2 separate regions of the Homo sapiens genome follow, and region 2 is linked to region 1. Evidence: chromatin loops called from intact Hi-C (ENCODE). Cell type or tissue: OCI-LY7. All regions are shown on one strand. Each heading gives the region's core, and the rest is flanking DNA. Links, peaks and the distances in the headings are about the cores only. Region 1 overlaps CHLSN (cholesin). Region 2 overlaps ZFAND2A (zinc finger AN1-type containing 2A).

What was found. Hi-C counts contacts between places; a loop is a spot of excess contacts. Peaks named below come from ENCODE experiments on the same cell type or tissue, not always from the same donor. Only the 100,000 strongest peaks of a DNase experiment are listed, where the experiment ranks them.
Region 2: a loop joins it to region 1, with 4 times the contacts of the local background. A loop is called at or near these places in 23 of 110 quality-filtered maps.

What each region holds. Positions count from the first base shown.
Region 1 is chr7:1,083,531-1,089,650 of GRCh38, reverse strand. All of the region lies in intron 2 of CHLSN (cholesin), which reads left to right. GPER1 (G protein-coupled estrogen receptor 1) reads right to left here and starts at 1,538. Exons shown (of 2, transcript NM_001098201.3): 1 at 1,330-1,538. In OCI-LY7, for the core only: CTCF peaks have their summits at 2,385 and 2,591 (motif pointing left); DNase peaks (open chromatin) are centred at 2,550, 2,970 and 3,640; H3K4me3 peaks cover 2,500 bases; H3K27ac peaks cover 2,500 bases.
Region 2 is chr7:1,147,506-1,153,625 of GRCh38, reverse strand. ZFAND2A (zinc finger AN1-type containing 2A) reads left to right here. Exons shown (of 5, transcript NM_182491.4): 5 at 402-719. The coding sequence ends at 557. Among named protein-coding and RNA genes, the nearest start is that of ZFAND2A, 9.6 kb to the left of the region's middle. In OCI-LY7, for the core only: no CTCF peak of the experiment used is centred there; DNase peaks (open chromatin) are centred at 1,765, 2,245 and 2,805; H3K4me3 peaks cover 523 bases; H3K27ac peaks cover 2,500 bases.

The DNA of each region.
Region 1 (6,120 bases), core at 1,653-4,152:
AGGAGTTCGAGACCAGCCTGGGTAACATGGCGAAACCCTGTCTCTACTAAAAAAAGACAAAAAAAGTAGCTGGGCATAGTGGTGTGCGCCTGTAGTCCCAGCTACTCGGGAGGCTGAGGCAGGAGGATCGCCTGAGCCTGGCAGGTAGAGGTTGCAGTGAGCCAAGATCACACCACTGCACTCGAGCCTCAGCCGAGATCACACCACTGCACTCGAGCCTCAGCCGAGATCACACCACTGCACTCGAGCCTGAGCTACTGCAGTGAGGCCCCATCTCAAAAACAGGCGGGTGGGGAAGACAAGATGAATCACTGCCTCTGTGTCAGTTATTCTAAAAGTACTGAATAACCTTCACTTAGCTGGGGCTGGTGAATTTGATTTTGGTTATTTTGCACTCTTGATTCATCTTTAGTAGATAATACCATTGAACAGCATAAATGCCTCTGCTCTCAGGCTCTGTCGGGAAGGTTGAAAGACTCCGCATTTCGCCTCTGTATTTAATTTCTTAAAAACGGCACAGAGGACTTGTTTTGCTCTTTAAATGTAGAAATTTTGGAACGTATTAGACCGTGGCGTGGCAGGAAGTTTAAAGGTGGGCAGAACCCTCAACTTAACGTTTATTTTCTTTCCTAATTTTGTTAAATGAACTCCAAGGGAAAAATAGTTTAAAAACGAGTCATTCATTTCTTTCCCATGTAAATTGAGTCTTTTGATCGTTGCCAGACACCGAGAAGATACGGGACCTGGTGTCTGATGTGTCCTAGTGTCTGATGTGGTCCTGGGTGAGAGGAACCTAGTGTGCCATTCACCACTGGCCCCACGTCCTCACTGGAGGTGGCCATGGAGTTATAAACAGTGCAATACCTCATTTCAGATTTCCTCTGCTTGTCATAGAGAAATAAAGCCACACTTTAGTCAGCTGTATTAAGTCTGCATCTGTCAAAAGGCGTGTGGCCCTCCCAGGGCTTCAGGGTTGGTGAGAGTGACTGGGGCACCGCAGGGCAGGGCAGAGTGGGCACCCTCATTTTCTTGAAGTGAGACACGTTCTTGCTGGGACAGAACGTGACGGAATACTGGGTCCTGCTTTCAGCACGAGTTAGAAAGGCCGTCCAGGCAAAGCCCCTGCTGCGGTCACGCTGAGACCACCGGAGCTCCGGGGGAGAGGGGTCTGTGCCTTGAGTTTGGGAAGCTGGGTGCTGCTCTCACCAGGGGGTGAGGTGTCTGGTCTGTGTTCAGCTGTTCCCATAACAGGACAGCGGCCTGGGTGGCACCACCCACCCGCTCCCCTAGTCAGTGGTATGGCACCGCCAGGCCGAGGCTGAGTCCTACCTGGGTTGCAGCCCCTTCTGTGCTCCTGGAAGCCTCCTTGGTCAGGCCCATCAGGCTGGAGGTGCACTTGGAACCCGCTGCAGGAGGTGTACCTCTGCTGGACCTGCCGAATGCCTGAGCAGGGCTAGAGAGAGGAAGAGACCCGCCCTGGGAGCCCGCGAGGGAAGGTTCCCGGCTGGCTGGCGGGTGCGTCCTCCCTCTGAGCCAGTGAGTCTGCCCCTTGGCACAGGGCTTTATAGGCCCCCTCCGCCCCGCTCCTCTCTGGCTCCTCTCTGGCCAGGCTCTGGGCGGCCTCCTCAGAAGGCTAGTGTTAACCATTTTTTTGCTGGCCCTTTTTCTCCCACACTTTGGCAATCAGCTCAGTTCTACTAGACTTGTTTTTGTGGAAGTTTCTGGTTTAACTGCTTTTCTTCACCCACAGATACAAACCTTTCTTTAAGTTTGAAGGCATCATACTAGGTGTTGTGTATCTTTTAGGCAATAACCTGTCCTCCTGGGTTGAAGCAAGCAATATTCTTGTTTTTGCAACTGACCTGCGTTAAACACTAAATTTCATAATTAACTTAGTAGCATGTGCATGATCCATAAAGAATTTAACAGGAATTTCACAGACATTTGCAGAGAGAAGTGTAATCCCAAGAAATAGGCATTTCTGACAAGTAACTTAGGAATCTGAGTACTGGTTAAGCATCTGGAAATCTGAAATCCAGAGTGCCCCACAGTCCGACACTGTTGGAGCGTCGTGACACAAGTGGAAAATTCCACACCTGACCTCGTGTGGCGGGCTGCAGTCCAGGCAGTTCAAAGTTTGTTTTATGCATGAAATTGTTAAAAGTGTTTTTATAAAGTTGCCTTCAGGCAGTGTGTATAAGGTGTGTATGAAACACAAATGAATTTCGTATTTAGCTTTCTCATTCTGTACCTGCAGATATTCCAAAATCTGCAAAAATCTGAACTCCGAAACTCTTCCGGTCCCAAGCATTCAGACCAGGGACCCTCAGCCGGTAGTTTTCTCTGAGTGTTAGCGGTGCCTCAGGTCCCTCCTCCCGCGCTCGCTGCAGAAGCGTCGGAACTTACCTGCCGTCCAGATGTTGGTGGCCTCTTCCCCACCAGGGCCGCCTCTCCTGCTCATGGTTGCGGATTTCACAGTCTCGTGCAGGCGGAGAATAAACCTCCCTCCCCGGACTCTCGGGGCCGCTGAACTGCCTCATGCGGGGCGGCCACTTCCGAGTGCGCCCCCTACTGGCCATTTGAATTTTCACTCGCCGCTTCGGGAACCGATGGCCGCCCCATGAGGGCAGAGCGAGGCCCCCCAAGCCCGCGTGGGCTGTCCAGGCCGAAGGGGTCCTCAGGCACCGCCAGCCCCGGCTCTCCAGGCGGAGGGGTGGGTCTTCCTCAGAAGGGAACTTCAGCGAATCTCACTCCTACTTCTAGGTGTCGTTTTCCCTCTGTAATGTTTTGAAGTGGTGAGATTGAATGCTGAGTGATCCTTTGTCCGCTGAGTATGAGTAATGCGGCTGCTGCAGCCTGAGGCGTGGTTCAGAGACCTGCGTGGGCTCCCCCCTTCCCCCTCCCCCCCAGGAGAGCTGGTGCAGGCAGAGGACTGGGGTGCTGGGCCTCCAGGTGCACTCGGCCCCTCGGGACCTGCTCCCCGCCAGGAGAGCTGGTGCAGGTGCAAGAGTGGGGTGCTGGGCCTCCAGGGGCACTCGGCCCCTCGGGACCTGCTGGGGCTCAAGGCATCTGTGCAATAGCAATTTAAAGTCTTTCAGATGTGTATTTTAGGAAATATACACACATTTCCTAAACAGAATGCTGTGTTAATTTTTTAATGGAAAAATACTAACGTGGAGTTTTCTTCCAGCAGTAGAAAGTTGACAACTCTAATATGTACCTTTTTGTATTTGGATGATAAAGAGCTGATTTGCTCTTAGACATTTTTTGACCAGCTGTGAAGTTGAGATGATTTCAGCATTAAAAATGCCTGAGACACAATTTTGAAAGATGTGAGTCATGAGAAAGTACAGAAAAAAATAAGTAAAATAAAAATTCAAACCTTGAAATAGCTGAGACATGTCACTTAAAAATAGCTGCACCCTGCTAGTGCAAACCCATGGCTTCTGGTCTCTCTGCCCATCCCAGCGGCTGAGGAAGAGCTCAGCTCCCAAGCTCTCCACTCACGTGCCCTGGGTTTCCTGGGGAGCCTGCCCTGGGCGGGCGAGTGGCCGATACTCCTAGATTTCCTGCTTGCAGCATAGAGTCAGCGGATCGGGGCATCTGGGTCTTGGAGCGCAGCCTTCTCCTGTGGGCACTGGGCGGGTAAGTAACTTGTACTGTACAGCTACTGATGTAAGAGACAGGGCCCGGACTGCAGGAACTTCCGTCTCCAAGACCTACTTAATACTTGATGTGTGACGGCATGGCAGGAATCTCGTGGACTATTTGTAAGGCATAGAGACCTTTTGCCGATTTTTAAATCTTTTTTTTTTTTTGAGACAGGATTTTGCTCTGTTGCCCAGGCCAGTGTGCAGTGGCCTGATCTCAGCTCACTGCAGCCTCCACCTCCCAGGCTCAAGCCATCCTCCCACCCCGGCCCCTGAGTAGCTGGGACTACAGATGCGAGCCGCTAATTTTTTTTTTTTTTTTAATTTTTTTGTAGAGATAAGGTCTCACTGTATTGCCAAGGCTGGTCTTGAACTCCTGGGCTCAAGAGATCCTCCTGTCTCAGCCTCCTTCAGTGTAGAATGTGACATTGTACACATGCATGCTGGGCGCTGTGCGGTGCTCTGCGTGCTTGATCTTAGGTCACCCTCCTTCAGAGCCTGTGAGGCAGGGCTGTCCTTCTCCCCGTCTCATGGTTGCAGAAACTGACTGCAGGGAGGTGGTGTCACCGCGGCCTCACAGCTGGCCAGGAGCAGATCTGGGAGGGGCCGGCTGACTCTGAGCACATGGTCTCGGCCTGTACACCAGAGGCGTCCTGGGTCAATAGTCATCTTTTCAGGCACTGATTTCCTTGTTGGATCTGATGTCGTTATGAATTTTTAAGAAGTGAAAATATTTTTCTGTTCATCCCCAGGATAGAATAAAAGGAAAGAACTTCAAGGGGAATTTCATCTGATCATTGCTTATTGAGCTAAATGCACACATAGCCAAATACTGGATAATGCATAGAGAAAAACACGCACAAAGTAAGGCAGTGTGTCTCCAGCTTCAGGAGCCCTCCCGAGTGAATGCCACGTAGGAAACCTTGGCCCTCGCCTTTGACCCTTCAGTCCTCGCGTGCAAAGCCCAGTCCTTGTGCTGAGAGGCCCCAGACACAGGGCCTGCAGTGCCTTCCCAGCGCCCCTCCCTCTGCCAGCACTGACTGACTGAGCAACCCCTTCCTGCTCCCTGTCCCATCCCCAGTCCTCTCCCATGCCCTCCATGGTAGGCAGCAGCATGGGTCCCCCTGATTCTGCAGGAGCAGAGCCCTCAGGGAGTTGCATGTCGCCGTCCAAACAACCCTGGTTTTCAGCGTTGCCGGCTCCAGCCCGGGTTCCACTTCCTCACCCCACGTGCTGTGTGATACCGGGCAACGTCTCTAACCTTCCTGAGCCTCAGTGCCCATCTGTACAGTGGGGGTGCGTGGGTCTACACGGTTCTGTGAGATCCCACACACCCCTTGTCTCTGCTGGGCGGAGTGAGGCTTCCCTTCCCACCAACTGCTGCTCCTTTTCAAGGGGAGCGGTCCACCAGGGGCAAGGGTGGGGCGGCACTGCCTGAGATTAGCCCAGTCCTGGCTCATTCGCTTCTCCCCCATAGGCACAAGGGAGGGAGCAGTTGGTTGGAGGTGCTCACAGTACCACGCGCCGGATCCACCTTACAGGGGAGACATCAAGCTGTGTGCAGAAGGAATTCTAGAGCTAACACATGCTGGAAGACAGCCCGAGGTTCGGAGAAGTGCGCCGTGTCTCACATGCCAGGCGGACACATTCTCTGATGATGGAGAGTCAAGGGAGGCCGAGAGCCCCTTCCCACGCCCCCGGGAGGGCATCGCTGGCGTCCCCCGCCTCCGCGTGACATGCAGGAGCACCCTCGGGCATCCGATCCTCACAGGCCTGGAGCATTAAGGAGACATGCACCAGCAGCCCCTTTATAGAAAGAGCCCAGGTCCCAAGGAAGCTGTGTGTGGGGTGTGCGGGTTTTGCCGCACCAGTGGCAGGCGGGGTTGGAACTCTGCTCCAATTTCTGCATTCCGTGCCATATCCTGACTTTAGGGACATCCTGTGACCTCCCCTCAGACAGACTTGCCATGTCTTCCATCTGTTCCATTCCGGCCTGGGGAGGTTAGCTGCTGTCAGGACGTGGTGCGGCCCACAGTGACTTCGTCTCTCTTGTTCCTTCAGAAGCACGCAGGCCGTGGCTCCGCGCCAGGTTGGAGCCTTTCATTCAGGGTGTGTGCCTGCCGAGCCCGGAAACAGTGCGGTGAGGGGCAGGGCATCCTGGTTTTCTGCTGTGTCGCCTGGCACTGGTGGACGTGGGCGCGTCGGTGCCGCCGTCCTGTCCCTGTTTGGTGTCTGCAGCTGGAGGGCCCAGTTAACGGTGGGTGTGTGCAGACCACAGTTGACCACAGCATGCTGAGCACGGAAGCTCAGGTGCTCCCGTCGTCTGCGCCTCCACACTCTCGTGTTTTTTTTTGTTTTTTTTGTTTTTTTTTTGAGATGGAGTCTTGCTCTGTCGCCCAGGCTGGAGTGCAGTGGTGCGAACTCCACTCACTGCAAGCTCCACCTCCCGGGTTCACACCGTTCTCCTGCC
Region 2 (6,120 bases), core at 1,373-3,872, 64 kb before region 1:
AACTTTGCATCTGTACTCTGTGCAGACAGGAACTGTGTCCAGTTTAAATGGGAATGTTCTTACCGGAGGCTGTTAAAGAATTTAAGGCCAGCACAGTGGCTCACACAGGTAATCTTAGCACTTTGGGAGGCCAAGGCGGGAGGATCACCTGAGGCTGAGTTTGAGACCAGCCTGGGCAGCATGGCAAGACCCCATCTCTGTGAAAATAGACAAAATTAGCTGGACGTGGCGGTGTGTGCCTGTAGTACCAGGTACTAGGCTGAAGCAGGAGAATCACTTGAGTCCAGGAGGCAGAGGTTGCAGTGAGCCAAGATCAAGCCACTGCACTCCAGCCTGGGCAACAGAGCGAGACCCTGTCTCCAAAAAAAGAATTGCTTGTTGAAGTCACTTTGCTCTCTTAGATTTTTACATACCGTTGCTCAAAAGAGGGCTGCAAGAAGAAAGAGATGCTGCAGATGGTATGTGCCCAATGTCACGGCAACTTCTGTATCCAGCACAGACACCCTTTGGACCACAGCTGCAGACACGGGAGTCGCCCCACCATCAAAGCTGGGTGAGAAGAGACTCCGCTGCGATGGCTCGGAGCACGCAGTAGCATGCGTGGAAGCAGCTTACACTCTAGTGGGAAGTGGAGCCCCATTGAGCACCATCCCACACTGGCTGCTGATCTTGTTTGTTGAGGGAGATGGGACTATAATAAAATTGAATGCTGAAGTTGATTCTAGTTGTTCTCATTGCCCACTGCTGCCGTCACCAAGTACTAAAAACTGGGTGGCTCAAACCATAGAAATCGGTTCTTTCACAGTTCTGGGGGCTGGAGGTCCAGGCGCAGGATGTCGGCAGGGCCAGCCCCTTCTGAGGGCTGCGGGGAGCATCGGCTGCGTCTCCCCAGCATCTCGGGGCTCGTCAATGCACAACCCCCGTCTCCACCTTCATCTTCACATGGCATTCTGTGTGTGTCCCGACTTCCCCTTTTTGTAAGGATGCTGGTCATGTGATCCCACAGTCGTGACCTCTGAAAAGACCCTGTGTCCACAGAAGGTCACACTCTGAGGTCCCGAGTCTAGGGCTCCAGCATGTCTTGTGGGGACATGATTCAACTCGTAATGCTAATGTTTGTCAAATCGAGAAGCATCTGTATTTGCCTCAACTGTTGCACCTGGTGGTGTCTGGCGTCCATCCCTGGGCCAGGCCAGTGGTAGTTGCTTACCTGCAGGAAGCTGTGTGGGTTCTTGCGGTCAGCACATGGAGGCTGAGCTGATCCATCCACCCTCTCTGTAGGTGCTCACCCATGACAGTCTCTGAATCCAGGCCGTTGGGAGATTTCCTCACCCTGGCTCCTGGCGGGCTGGCCCAGCGACTCGGGTACTGGTTCACCCGGCTCATGTGAACGCAATTTCGTCTGTGTGGGGTGCTGCAGCTCTTGGTTGGTGAACACGGAAAGGTTGCTGTGTGTAACTGCACAGTGTGACGCGATGCTCCAGTGGTGCGACTTCGTCAGGATGGATGAAGGACACAGGACTGGGACCCCAAGTTACAGAAGCAGCTCGCTCCAGCACAACCTTTCGGCAGCAGCAGCATCATACAGCTGGTTTCTGAAACACCTTTTCTGCCCTCCAAGATCCTCTGACATGATCAACATTCCTGCATCATCAAGACAAACCTGAAAAGAGCTGTTCTTTGTTCTTTTTGGTGGAAAGTGATGAGGTCCTTCCCGTTTGCACTGCCGTGTGGGTTATTTCCACTCTAGGTAACTTCCGCCTTCAGGTACTCCCCATACTTCTAATGGCCCAGCAGCACCTCCGGGCCATCTTCACGGGAATCCCCAGCTTCAATGCTGGCTGGCTTTGCTTTTTTTTTTTTAAAAGGGATGAAGTCTTGCTCTATTGCCCAGGCTGGAGTGCAGTGGCACAATCTCAGCTCACTGCCACCTCTGCCTTCCAGGTTCTAGCAATTCTCCTGCCTCAGCCTCCCGAGTAGCTGGGATTACAGGCACCAAACTGCCATGCCCGGCTAATCTTTTATATTTTAGTGAAGATGGTTAGCCTGAAACCTTGAAACTTCCCCACTGAAATACACAAACTAGGCCGGGCGTAGTGGCTCACACCTGTAATCTCAGCACTTTGGGAGGGCAAGGTGGGTGGATCACCTAAGGTCAGGAGTTCAAAACCAGCAAACACCAGACAGCTCACTTGCGCTCTTCACCATGTCACCTCTGTAACGATGTGACTATCTGGCCAAGAAGGGGGAAGGACATCCACCTGCCTGGCCGAGGGTTCTTGTCCAGCGGCGGCCACAGGTGCTACTCGCATTGTTTGAGGGCACAGCTGCGTGCCCGTTCCTGACCTCCAAGGGGCTGGGACACTGTGTGAGAGAAGGTGTGTCTTCCTGGACCACTTGTCCCTGCCACGGTCAACTTCTTAAAACAGGCACAGTTCAGCCAGGCGCAGTGGCTCACGCTTGTAATCTCAGCACTTTGGGAGGCGGAGGCAGGCGGATCACCTGAGGTCAGGAGTTTGAGACCAGCCTGGTCAACATGGTGAAACCCCATGTCTACTAAAACAAAAATTAGCCAGGTGTGGTGGTGGTACACGCTTGTAATCCTAGCTACTCAGGAGGCTGAGGCAGGAGAATCACTTGAACCTGGGAGGCGGAGGTTGCAGTGAGCCCAGATTGTGCCACTGCACTCCAGCCTGGGCAACAGAGCAAGACTGAATCTCAAAAAAAAAAAAAAAAAAGGCACAGTTGTCAGCAGCCAGCAAGCCCGAGAGCTGCTTTGCACCTGGATCTATTTCAGCACCAACAAGAAAGTTGCAAAATGCCACCTGTTGAAGATGGCTCTGTCCAGTGATGAAGCAGTGGAAACTTCCAGAAGTGACTTAAAACTACAATGGCAGGAACTAGGGCTTCCACAAGTGCCAGAGATTACAGGAGACTGGGTTTTATAGGTTTGAAGAGCAGAAAGCCAAAACGGGAGGGAAGGGGGGTAGTGAGGTGCACAGTCCTTTGTGGCTCAGATGACAGATGCGGCCTTCGTGGCCTGACACTTTCCACCACCGTCTGATTTTGTGAAGTGATGAACACGGGTAACGTAAATACTGGTGTTAGATTTATACTGACAGCCGCTCTGCTCATCAAGAGTGCAGTGATTTCCTGGGAACTTAGGGGGTGTCAGGGAATAAGGTGAAACAAAATTCCCCCAAGTTCTGTCCTGTTCTGAACTGCCCTGGCCATCCAGCTGTGCCCACCAGATGTCCCGCTGAGACAGTTCACAAAAACACAAGCCACTGCCTTTTTTTTTTCTGCTTTCACCATCTAAAAATGTAACGGGAAGGGTTTGTATTCTGTTGGCGTTCTGCAAAAAGGTGGTCAGACCTGCAGTCAGGGGAACGATGTTTCTGTCGATGACGGACCGTGTATATGTTGGTGATCGCAGAACATACTGTATTTTCACTATATCTTTTTTTTTTAATCTGACAAACTTTTTTGCTTTTATTTTAATTGACATAATTGTACATATTGATGGGGTACATTGTGGTATTTGGAGGAGTTTGAGACCAGCCTGGCCAACATGATGAAACCCTGTCCCTACTAAAAATACAAAAATTAGCCGGGCGTGGTGGTGCATGCCTGTAATCCCAGCTACTTGGGAGGCTGAGGCAAGAGGATCGCTTGAACCCGGGAGGCAGAGGTTGCAGTGAGCAGAGATCGTGCCATTGCACTCCAGCCTGGGTGATAGAGCAAGACTCCATCTCAAAAAAAAAAAAAAAAACTTAAGAACAAGCTAGTCACCCTGCAGTCCCACAGAACACTGGGATGGAATCCTCCCAGCAAGCTGGACCGCACCACGCCTAGGTTTGGAAGCACAAACACGCAGCGCCGTGCCGCAGTGGCCTACAGCATTCAGCGCAGTAGCACTCTGCACGCATTTGTAGCCTGGGAGCCACAGGCTATGCCCTACAGCCTGGGTGTGGAGGAGGCCGCACCATCGAGCTCTGTGTAAGTCCCTGTAGGATGCTTGCACGACAATGCAATCACCTGGCCGTGCACATCCCTGACGGTGGGTGACATGTGACCGTTGCTATGCTTATTTCATGGTGTCTGTCCTAGGCCGGCGGTTCCCAAGCCCTAGCCTGTGTCAAAACACAGGGCTCCTTACGGGAGGGTGCTGGACCCCACCCCGAGGCCCTGGTTCTGTGGTCTGAGGTGGACTCAGGTTTACACCTGGAGCTGCCCGGGTGACACGTCTGGTCTGGGACTGCACTTGGACAAGCCACTTCCCTGCGTCTGCAGCACCTCTGGCCTCGTGTGCTGTGGAGCAAGGAAAACGCAGCCAGCACAGTGTTCGGTGTGGTTAAGTTTAAAAACCACTAACTTGGTTCAGTCAGTGGAAAACAGGTACGTTAGGAACCTGGGTGTGTGAACTGTGAATCTGCAGATCAGGTGTTCTAATGAAAAAATGTTTTTAATTTTTAAAGTCTTGAGAAACAAAGTTCTGATAATTTAATGTCCAAACTGAGATGTATCCAGCCGGGCCCAGTGGCTTATGCCCGTAATCGCAGTACCTTGGGAGGCTGATGTGGGCGGATTGCTTGAGCCCAGATGTTTGAGATAGGACTGGGCAATGTAGTAAGACGTTGTCTCTCAAAAAAAATAAATAGCCAGACAGATGGTGCATGCATGTGGTCCCAGTTACTCAGGAGACGTCAAGGCTGCAGTGAGCTGTGATCACACCACTGCACTCCAGCCTGGGTCACAGAGAGCAAGACTGTCTCATTAAAAAAAAAAAAAAAAAAAAAAAACAAAACAAGGCCAGGCGCAATGGTTCACGCCTGTAATCCCAGCACTTTGGGAGGCTGAGGCGGGTGGATCACAAGGTCAGGGTTCGAGACCAGCGTGGCCAACATGGTGAACCCTGTCTGTACTAAAAATACAAAAATTAGCCAGGCATGGTGGCAGGTGCCTGTAATCCCAGCTACTCAGGAATCAGGAGAATCACTTGAACCCAGGAGGGAGAGGTTGCAGTGAGCCCAGATTGTGCTGTTGCACTCCAGCCTGGCCCACGGAGTGAGACTCTGTCTCAAAAAAAAAAAAGTATCCAAAACACACTGGGCTTTGAACATAATACCAAATTATCTATCTATCTATATCTCACTGTTAAAGGTATTGTTTACATGTTGCCTTTATTGTAGAGTGGGGTCCAGGCACCCACTGGGAGGCTTGGAACAGATCCCCAGAGGATAAACGGGGACTGCTGTATAATTTTTGTAGCACAGAGTTAGAAGTGTGTGTATATTTCTAGAAATGCAAATAAAACCAAGGCCTGAAGAGTAAAAAAATATTTACATGTTGAAATAATATTTTGAATATGCTAGGTTAATAAAACATTAAAATGAATTTCACTTGGGTTTTACTGTGACTGCTCAAAATTTTGAAACTGGGTGGTCAGCTCGGTGCTGTCCCTGTTAGATGGCGTTGTCTAGCTCTCCCACCAAAGGCCAAACAGCCCTGGCACATTTTCTCAGCGGGGAGAGGCGGCGCCTGGTTCATGCATTGCGTTTTCTGTCTTCGATTTGACGGAGTATTGAAGTATAAAACTTAAGAGTGCTCTCCCTCTCCCTCTCCCTCTCCCTCTCCCTCCCCCTCCCTCTCCCTCTCCCTCTCCCTCTCCCTCCACGGTCTCCCTCTGATGCCGAGCCAAGGCTGGACGGTACTGCTGCCATCTCGGCTCACTGCAACCTCCCTGCCTGATTCTCCTGCCTCAGCCTGCCGAGTGCCTGCGATTGCAGGCGCGCACCGCCACGCCTGACTGGTTTTCGTTTTTTTTTGGTGGAGACGGGGTTTCGCTGTGTTGGCCGGGCTGGTCTCCAGCTCCTAGCCGCGAGTGATCCGCCAGCCTCGGCCTCCCGAGGTGCCGGGATTGCAGATGGAGTCTCGTTCACTCAGTGCTCAATGGTGCCCAGGCTGGAGTGCAGTGGCGTGATCTCGGCTCGCTGCAACCACCTCCCAGCCGCCTGCCTTGGCCTCCCGGAGAGCCGAGATTGCAGCCTCTGCCCGGCCGCCACCCCGTCTGGGAAGTGAGGAGCGTCTCTGCTTGGCCACCCATCGTCTGGGATGTGA